Linked DNA regions of Homo sapiens: regions 2 and 3 are each linked to region 1. Evidence: read pairs that join two places in POLR2A ChIA-PET (ENCODE). Cell type or tissue: PC-9. All regions are shown on one strand. Region 1 holds the start of ZSWIM1 (zinc finger SWIM-type containing 1). Region 2 overlaps PKIG (cAMP-dependent protein kinase inhibitor gamma). Region 3 has its middle 6.7 kb from the start of ZNF335.

Region 1 (2,500 bases):
CCAGCCCAATAACATTTTCGATGCGTAAGTACCAACACTGATTTGATGTTGCTAGTTGGTAATCTTAATCCTCCAAGGCCTGGTAAACACCCAGTTTTCTAAGTCTGCCATCTTCAAGGGAACTGAGGACAAGAGACCAGTTAGTAGGCCCTTGCACTACTGTAGTAGGACCCTAAATAAGTCATGGCATCATTCTGTAGAATACTGGAGGGGGTTGGGCTAGAGAATGCCAAGTTTTGGCTTGTTTAAGGGGATCTGGATTTCCTCAGCTCTAAAAGTTGGGCTCCTGATCCCCGAAGGAGGAGTAGAATTTGAGACCTGGAACTCAGTTTCCCCATAAGGTAGAATATGCGTTATGACTATATATGCACTGTTTCCTAAATTCCAGGGGCTTTAGAGTTTCACACACACACACACAACAAAACAAAACCCGCGGTGGCTCACGCCTGTAATCCCAGCACTTTGGGAGGCTGAGGTGGGCGAATCACGAGGCCAGGAGTTCGAGACCAGCCTGGCCAACAGGGTGAAACCCCGTCTCTACTAAAAATACAAAAAATTAACTGGGCGTGGTGGCGGGTGCCTGTAATCCCAGCTACTCAGGAGGCTGAGGCAGGAGAATCATCGCTTGAACCTGGGAGGCGGAGGTTGCTGTGAGTCGAGATCTTGCCACTGCACTCCATCCCAGGCGACAGTGCGAGACTCCATCTCAAAAAAAGAAAAAGAAAAAATATATATATAACTGCTATTTATTTTCCTTTTCATTTTCTGCTTTTGAGGGAGTTTCCATAGTAACGTGTCCTTCCAGTCGCCTAGCCTGAAGGGAAGCCCCGGAGCTCCAGCTTCAAGGCTCAGCTCTCCCAGATGCAAGTATCTTTACCTCCAGCCAGCTCCTTGTAACCCTGGCAACACGGCCCGCCCGCGAATCGTCACGCTACGATTGGTCCGTGGTGCTAAAGCCTGAAAGCGAATTCCTCAGACATTGGTCCGAGTCACTGCGATGCTGACGCTGTGGTTGGTGAGTTTGGATGTCAGTCAGAGTCGGAGGCAGGGTCAAATAGGGAGAAATGGCGACGGAGCCTGGCTGTGGGTGAGTGCTTCCTGAAGGGGTGAAAGTGTGAGACAGCGGATCACCGCAGTTAGCCGTCACACAGCTCCCAAAGGGATGGGAGGGAGGTTTTCTTCTCATCCGGCTCCAGCTGGACTCTGGGAATGTCAGACATCCACATCTCCCACCCAGGTTAGAGGTGAGAGGTCAAAGGCCGTATTCCCTCTGTTGGTTTTTGGACCCCAGGTACTGTGGACAGCAGTCAGGATCCCGAACCAAAGACTCAACTTTCAGCTACTTACAGAGTAATGGTGGGCAAGTCACTTAGCTTCTTTGAGCCTTAGTTTATCATCTGTAAAATGAGGACAGTAACTCGGTCTGGGGCCAAATAGAGGAAACAATGGAATAGAGTATTGCTGCTAAAAGAGGGATATAGTAGAGGCAGGAGAAGCTATGCACATTTGTTAGCCATATTTTATGGTGGAAGGGATTGAGGCTCAGAGAGGGTCATTGACTTGCCCAAGATAACACAGCAAGTTTGGAGCAATTGCAGTTCTCTTATACATACCAGGACCAAAGGAAAGAATGGATGCCAATCAGTCATTTATAAATATAAAATCGTATTTTTATTTTATTTTATTTTTTGAGACAGAGTTTCACTCTGTCACCCAGAGCTGGAGTGCAGTGGCGCAATCTCGGCTCACTGCAACCTCAGCCTCCTGGGTTCAAGCAGGTCTCCTGCCTCAGCCTCCCGAGTAGCTGAGACTACAGGCATGGGCCACCATACCCGGCTAATTCTTTTTGTATTTTTAGTAGAGACGGGTTTTCACCATGTTGGCCAGGCTGGTCTCGAACTCCCAACCTCAAGTTATCTGCCCACCTTGGCCTCCCAAAGTACTGGGATTACAGGTGTGAGCCACTGCACCTGGCTAGAATGCTATTTTTTTAAAAGGCCATATGCAGCTCTGGCCATACCTATTTAAATCCCCTGGAACCATATCTTTCCATAGCTAACTTCTTATCATTTAGATTTCAGCTCCAATGTCATCCTTCTCCCCTGAGAGGCCTTCCATTACCACTTTAACTAAAGTATCCCTCCCTTCCCCAGCTTACTCTCTGACATGTTACTCAGGTTTATGGTCTTTGTAAGCTTCATTATTGGATATATATTTGCTTATTTGTTTACATGTTTATTGTGTATCTTCCCCTAGAACAGTGCTGACATATAGTAAGTGTTCAACAAATATTGTGTGGATGAATAATTGAAGAGCCAGGTCCCTGCTGTCTCCTTAAACCTCTGTTACTCTCCATAGGCCCATCTTTGGAAAAAAGATCTGGGAATGATTGTCTAGCCTCCAGCCTCAACTTACTTGATGCTTGAGAGACTCAAAGCCCCGTGGTCAGCTGCCCTGCAAAGAAAGTATTTTGACCTTGGCATTTGGACAGCTCCCATCT
Region 2 (2,500 bases), 1.3 Mb before region 1:
TTGGAGCTTGTAATGGAATCTGCCTGAGCAATGAGGACTAATAGCTGCAGACTTGGAACAGACCATGTAGCTCTTGGCAGAGCCTGGGGCCTCTTCAGTTTACAAAGCTGGGGGGAGTATTAGAAACCCACGGGAGAAGTGGCTTCCTGTGGGGAAATGCCCAGAGCAGGCACCTGCAGGCACTGTAACCTCTGACCCCAGGGCCCCAAAAGGCCTGGGGACAGAGTATAAGGGCTTCACCCTTTGTCCTGGGCATTCAAGGTCAATCACATGTCTGGCAATCATCCAGATCCCACAAGATACCAAAACCTCCTGAGGATGAGGAAAAGAAAGAGCTTCATTCTTTAGCACCCTGTAGGGCTCAGGCTGAGCTAGAAGATTCTAGATTGTTTTTAGACTCAAATTGCCTGTTGGCTCTCTGGGTCCCTCTCTATCCAACTTTTCTGTAGATTTCAGCAAAAACCACCTCCTCAGAGAGGCCTTTCCTGATCATACAGCCATTAACTGCATGATCCACATGCAGAGAACCCTCTCCTCTTCTCCCATAGCACATACCATAATCTGTGATAAGATTCATTTACTTGTGCAGTGCCTTTTTCTCTTTACACATTGTAAATATCTTTTTTAGTTTCCAGTATATACCCTATGCCCGGCACAGTGCCTGGCATGTAGAAGTTGCTCAGTACATTGAATGAATAAATGAAATATCAAGACTGGAAGACTTGGAGGCCAGGTGCGGTGGCTCATGCCTGTAATCCCAGCACTTTGGGAGGCCGAGGCAGGTGGATCACTTGAGGTCAGGAGTTCAAGATTAACCTGGCCAACATGGTGAAACCCCATCTCTATTAAAAATACAAAAAAAAAAAAATTAGCCGGGTATGTTGGTTCATGCCTGTAATCCCAGCTACTTGGGAGGCTGAGGCAGGAAAAGCACTTGAACCGGGGAGGTGGAGGTTGCAGTGAGCAGAGATCATGCCACTGCACTCCAACCTGGGCGACAGAGTAAGACTCCATCTCAAAAAAAAAAAAAAAAGACTGGAAGACTTGGAGATCATATTTCAAACTTCATTATTTAGATGGTGGGAAAGGAAGCTGAGAGAGAAGGGGACTCATCAAGGGTCACCCTATTGCGCGGGTATTGAACCAGATCTTCAGCCACTGTTATGATGCAGGGCCGCACATTCTTTGCTCTTCTTTCCCTGTAATCTAGAACATCTTCTATTATTCACTTGTTCATCAGCTATTCATTGAGCTTCAAGTATGTGCAGGGCCTTCTGGACGTAACAGTAAACACACCAGCCAGGGTCACCACTTCTGGGGAATTTATATTCTTACCACACAACACCATAAAGCACCAAAGAAGGAAGTTTTAATCTTCTGTAGCACCGTTAAACAGAGTAAAAACAAAGGAGCTGAATGAAATGTCCAAAGGCAGGTTTTACTAACTCAGCCCCCAAATGAACCATCCTAATCATTTATTAATTGCATTCCACTTACATTCCCCATCACTTACTACACTTTTTGCATCACCATCTTATTGAATCTTCATAACAGCCCCCTGAACTGCAGGGTGTGACTGTTAGCCCCGCTTTGCTGAGGTGAGGGGAGTTGTGCACGGCCCACAGCTGGTAAACAACAAAGCTGGGCTGGACGAGCACCCTAGATGCCTTCTACCCTGCCACCCATTCCCCTCAGAGATTTGTAATGTCATCAGGGACTCCCAAGGGGGCAGTGTGATGTGGGGAAAAGAGCTCTGGACCGGGAGTTAGGACCGCTAGATCAAGAACCCTGGGCAAGTGCCTTGCCCTTTCTGAGCCTCCGTTTCCGCAGCTGTTGATGAGAGGCTTGTCTAGATGAGCTCTGGGATGTCTTTCGGTTAGATTCTACAACAACTTTTCATTAATTGAACAGGTATTTGCCCTGTGATGGTCCTGAATGAATCAAAGCTGTCTCCCTGCTGGAGATAGGTCATGGGCTGTTGGAAGTAAAGGTTTAGAACTCAGGAGAGAAAAGACTGTAGACCCATGTGTTAGGGCATATTAGTAATCATATATTGAGAACATCCTTCCGTGTCAATATACATAAATGGATTGGCCTGATTCTTTTTAATCATTGAAGGTTTCTGAACTGAGCATGAGGATGAGCCAACTGATGTTGGGGAATGTCCCTCTTGAAGTAGAGGACAGAGGGCTTGAGGATGAATTGGGGGTGGGGGTGGTGAGGAATAAGTGAGAAGACTGGGGGCAGAAAAGCCAGTTGGGGAAGGTTGTAGTAGACTGGATAGAGATGATGAAGCGTAACTGAGGCCATGATTACTGCATGGAGAAAATGGGAAGATGGACCTGAAGAGAGAAAATAATTGAACCTGGGTAATTGAGCTTTAAGGTGCAGGATGCCTTCTTAAAGAGAGGAAGAAGTCAGGCATGAGTTACGGGTAATAGGTTTTTGACTTGCATAATTGATTGTGGAGGTGGCTCCTGACTAAGGGAATGAATGAGAG
Region 3 (2,500 bases), 97 kb after region 1:
CATACTAAAGCACATTCAAAGTTCTAATGTGTTTATGAGCTCATTTTCAAAATAGTAAGTTTGTCATCTTTAAAATGAACGTAACTTGCTTCCTTGATTTCTGAAATGAATTAACTGAAGATTGCTATAGTAATCTTTATTTCATCTTTCTAGAGTTGTTGGCAATTTTTTTATACAACAGTGACCATTAGAGAAGGGGGGAAGGGATTTTGGGTGTGTATTTGTAGGTACTAAGGGATTTACTAAATATAGTAGAGCACTGTCACACTTGTTCAAGTAGTTTCAAACGTAGAAAATTAAGTATCAGAGGCAGGTATAGGGAGCAATGTAGTCTTTTTTTTTTCTTCAATTTTAAAAATTTTAAATTGTGGTAGAAGCAATGTATCCTTAAGGTGAAAAACCTACCTCAGTTACATGTGGTTTGTGTTTTCTGGATTAATCTGGATTTTATAATTAGAAATAAAAATGTAAGATTTTGAATCCACTTAATAATTTCTTGAAAATAATACAAGTCAGTGTAATAGAGAAGCATTCATATATTCAACACTGTAAGACAAAACAGCAGAGACCTTGGATTTGATAATTGATCTGATATCCTGGACAGTATTCATATGTACAGTGATAGGTATGTTTCTTTGGGGTTTTTTTGTGTGCATATGTGTGTAGTTTTATCGTTCTGAGTTGGTGACCAGTAAGTTCCATGTAGTGCTGGCACTTATTTAATAACTATTCATGATTTTGTTAATAACTTGTTACAGGATTCAGGCATATATTTTCAGCATAAGAAGCCAGACACACCAGCTTGTCATTGGAGATAATATATTAAGTGAGAAAAACATTCAGGAATCAGAACTTTAACATGTTAAAGTTAGTGCTAAACATGGTCATATTGGGTCTGAACCTATCCTAATATGTAACCATAAAGCTTGACTTTTGCATTGGAACTATGCTTTCATAAATAAAGGATATCCCATGGGATTGTAATTGTAATCCCATATTATCTGTAATTGTAATTCCCATATTATCTGAGAAGTAGTGTGACACCTTTCTTTTGTTGTTACATTAAGCTGAAAACATAATACTAATAGACGACTAACAGTTTGCTTATCAGGCACATCAACTAAGGCACCTCCCCCCATGCTAAGTTTCTCCTGGATATATGGAAGTTGGTTGTTTCCCAGTTTAAAAACTTGAACTAATATTACCTAAGAAAACCTGAGCCCATATTGTTTTTATTTTACTTAGCTAGAATCTCATAGCATGTTAAAGTCATACCTTATCCCCACTAAAAATAACTATGTCTATGTGAGAGGAATATTATGTGTGGGAGCTGTATTAAATACTATTATAGGTGTTACAGAATCTTTAAATAAATGGACGTGGACCAACCTTCCATCTAGTAGTGTACGATCTATATAGTGCATGTCAGTAGCACAAAATGCAGTCTTAGTTAGCATTAGCCTGTCTAATCTGAATAGTTTACTCAAAAGTACTTCTTTGTGTTAATTATTCAGCCATTGTTTTTAGATCTAGTTAATAGGTTCTATTTAATTTGCTGCAACATTTATTGAATGGGTGAGTGAAAGAACTGATGCATATTGGGAAATATCTTACCATTTTTTAAAGATAATGTTACATTAGGAAAAGAACACTTTTAAGGAATTTATAGCAGTGATGAAATGAATTCAGTCTATATCAGATACACCAAACTGTTGATGGTATTTAAATGTGACTGCAAGTTAGTATTTCTGTATATATTATTGATTACTGGTTTGTTTTTAGATATGTAAGTCTGTCCTAATCTACGGTTCACGTATTGACAGTTGCTCTGGTAATAATAGAATGTTAGTGATGATCACTTGGTGGATGTTGATTAAGTGCCTGTGTTTTGTTTTGTTTCCTCCTCTGGATACCAAATAGGTGTATGCTACTTTTTTGGTGAACTTATTTCTTGGAAGATTTGGTTATGCTATTCAGGGTTTTTATTCTTATGTTTTTCTTCTAAACTTAAGCAGCATCCTGCTGCTACCATATTAAAGCTCAAATTTAACTTTTGTGGAAAAATCAGCTAATTCAGGTAATCCAAATATTTGTGGAAAAACATCTGGGTAATTTATTGACCACATTAGTATTGTGTAGACAGCTTTGATTATTCCCATTGCATAGGTTTTTATTGTAGAATAGTCAACTTAATATAGATTCACTTTTAATTTACATGTATAAAGTAATACTCAATAAAAATTTTTTCATTTATTTAAAAAAAAGAAAACTAAGCAATCTGGCTCTAGACTCCATACTTTTAGATTGCTGTACCATTTCTCATCATAATGCTTGACTCTTAGGTGATATTTTGTCTTCTCCTGAGTCAGGCCTGGTGGTTACTATTTTCCCATTTTACAGATGAGGAAATTGAAGCCCAGAGAGGGGATTTGACTTGCTCAAGATCACAGAAATTTTCTGGTGTAATGGAAGGGGCTGTGAGCCCAGGCCAGATCTCCTG

Evidence for each region. Peaks named below come from ENCODE experiments on the same cell type or tissue, not always from the same donor. Only the 100,000 strongest peaks of a DNase experiment are listed, where the experiment ranks them.
Region 2: POLR2A ChIA-PET joins it to region 1 with 5 read pairs; 2 of 35 experiments call an interaction of 5 or more read pairs at or near these places.
Region 3: POLR2A ChIA-PET joins it to region 1 with 5 read pairs; 23 of 35 experiments call an interaction of 5 or more read pairs at or near these places.

The regions. Positions count from the first base shown.
Region 1 is chr20:45,880,175-45,882,674 of GRCh38, forward strand. ZSWIM1 (zinc finger SWIM-type containing 1) reads left to right here and starts at 1,053. Exons shown (of 2, transcript NM_080603.5): 1 at 1,053-1,087; 2 at 2,359-2,500. The coding sequence starts at 2,419. RefSeq lists enhancers at 763-812, 1,063-1,142. In PC-9, no CTCF peak of the experiment used is centred here; a DNase peak (open chromatin) is centred at 967; H3K4me3 peaks cover 1,357 bases; H3K27ac peaks cover 507 bases.
Region 2 is chr20:44,601,824-44,604,323 of GRCh38, forward strand. All of the region lies in intron 2 of PKIG (cAMP-dependent protein kinase inhibitor gamma), which reads left to right. Among named protein-coding and RNA genes, the nearest start is that of PKIG, 20 kb to the left of the region's middle. In PC-9, a CTCF peak has its summit at 1,732; no DNase peak of the experiment used is centred here.
Region 3 is chr20:45,977,643-45,980,142 of GRCh38, forward strand. No RefSeq gene overlaps it. Among named protein-coding and RNA genes, the nearest start is that of ZNF335, 6.7 kb to the left of the region's middle. In PC-9, no CTCF peak of the experiment used is centred here; no DNase peak of the experiment used is centred here.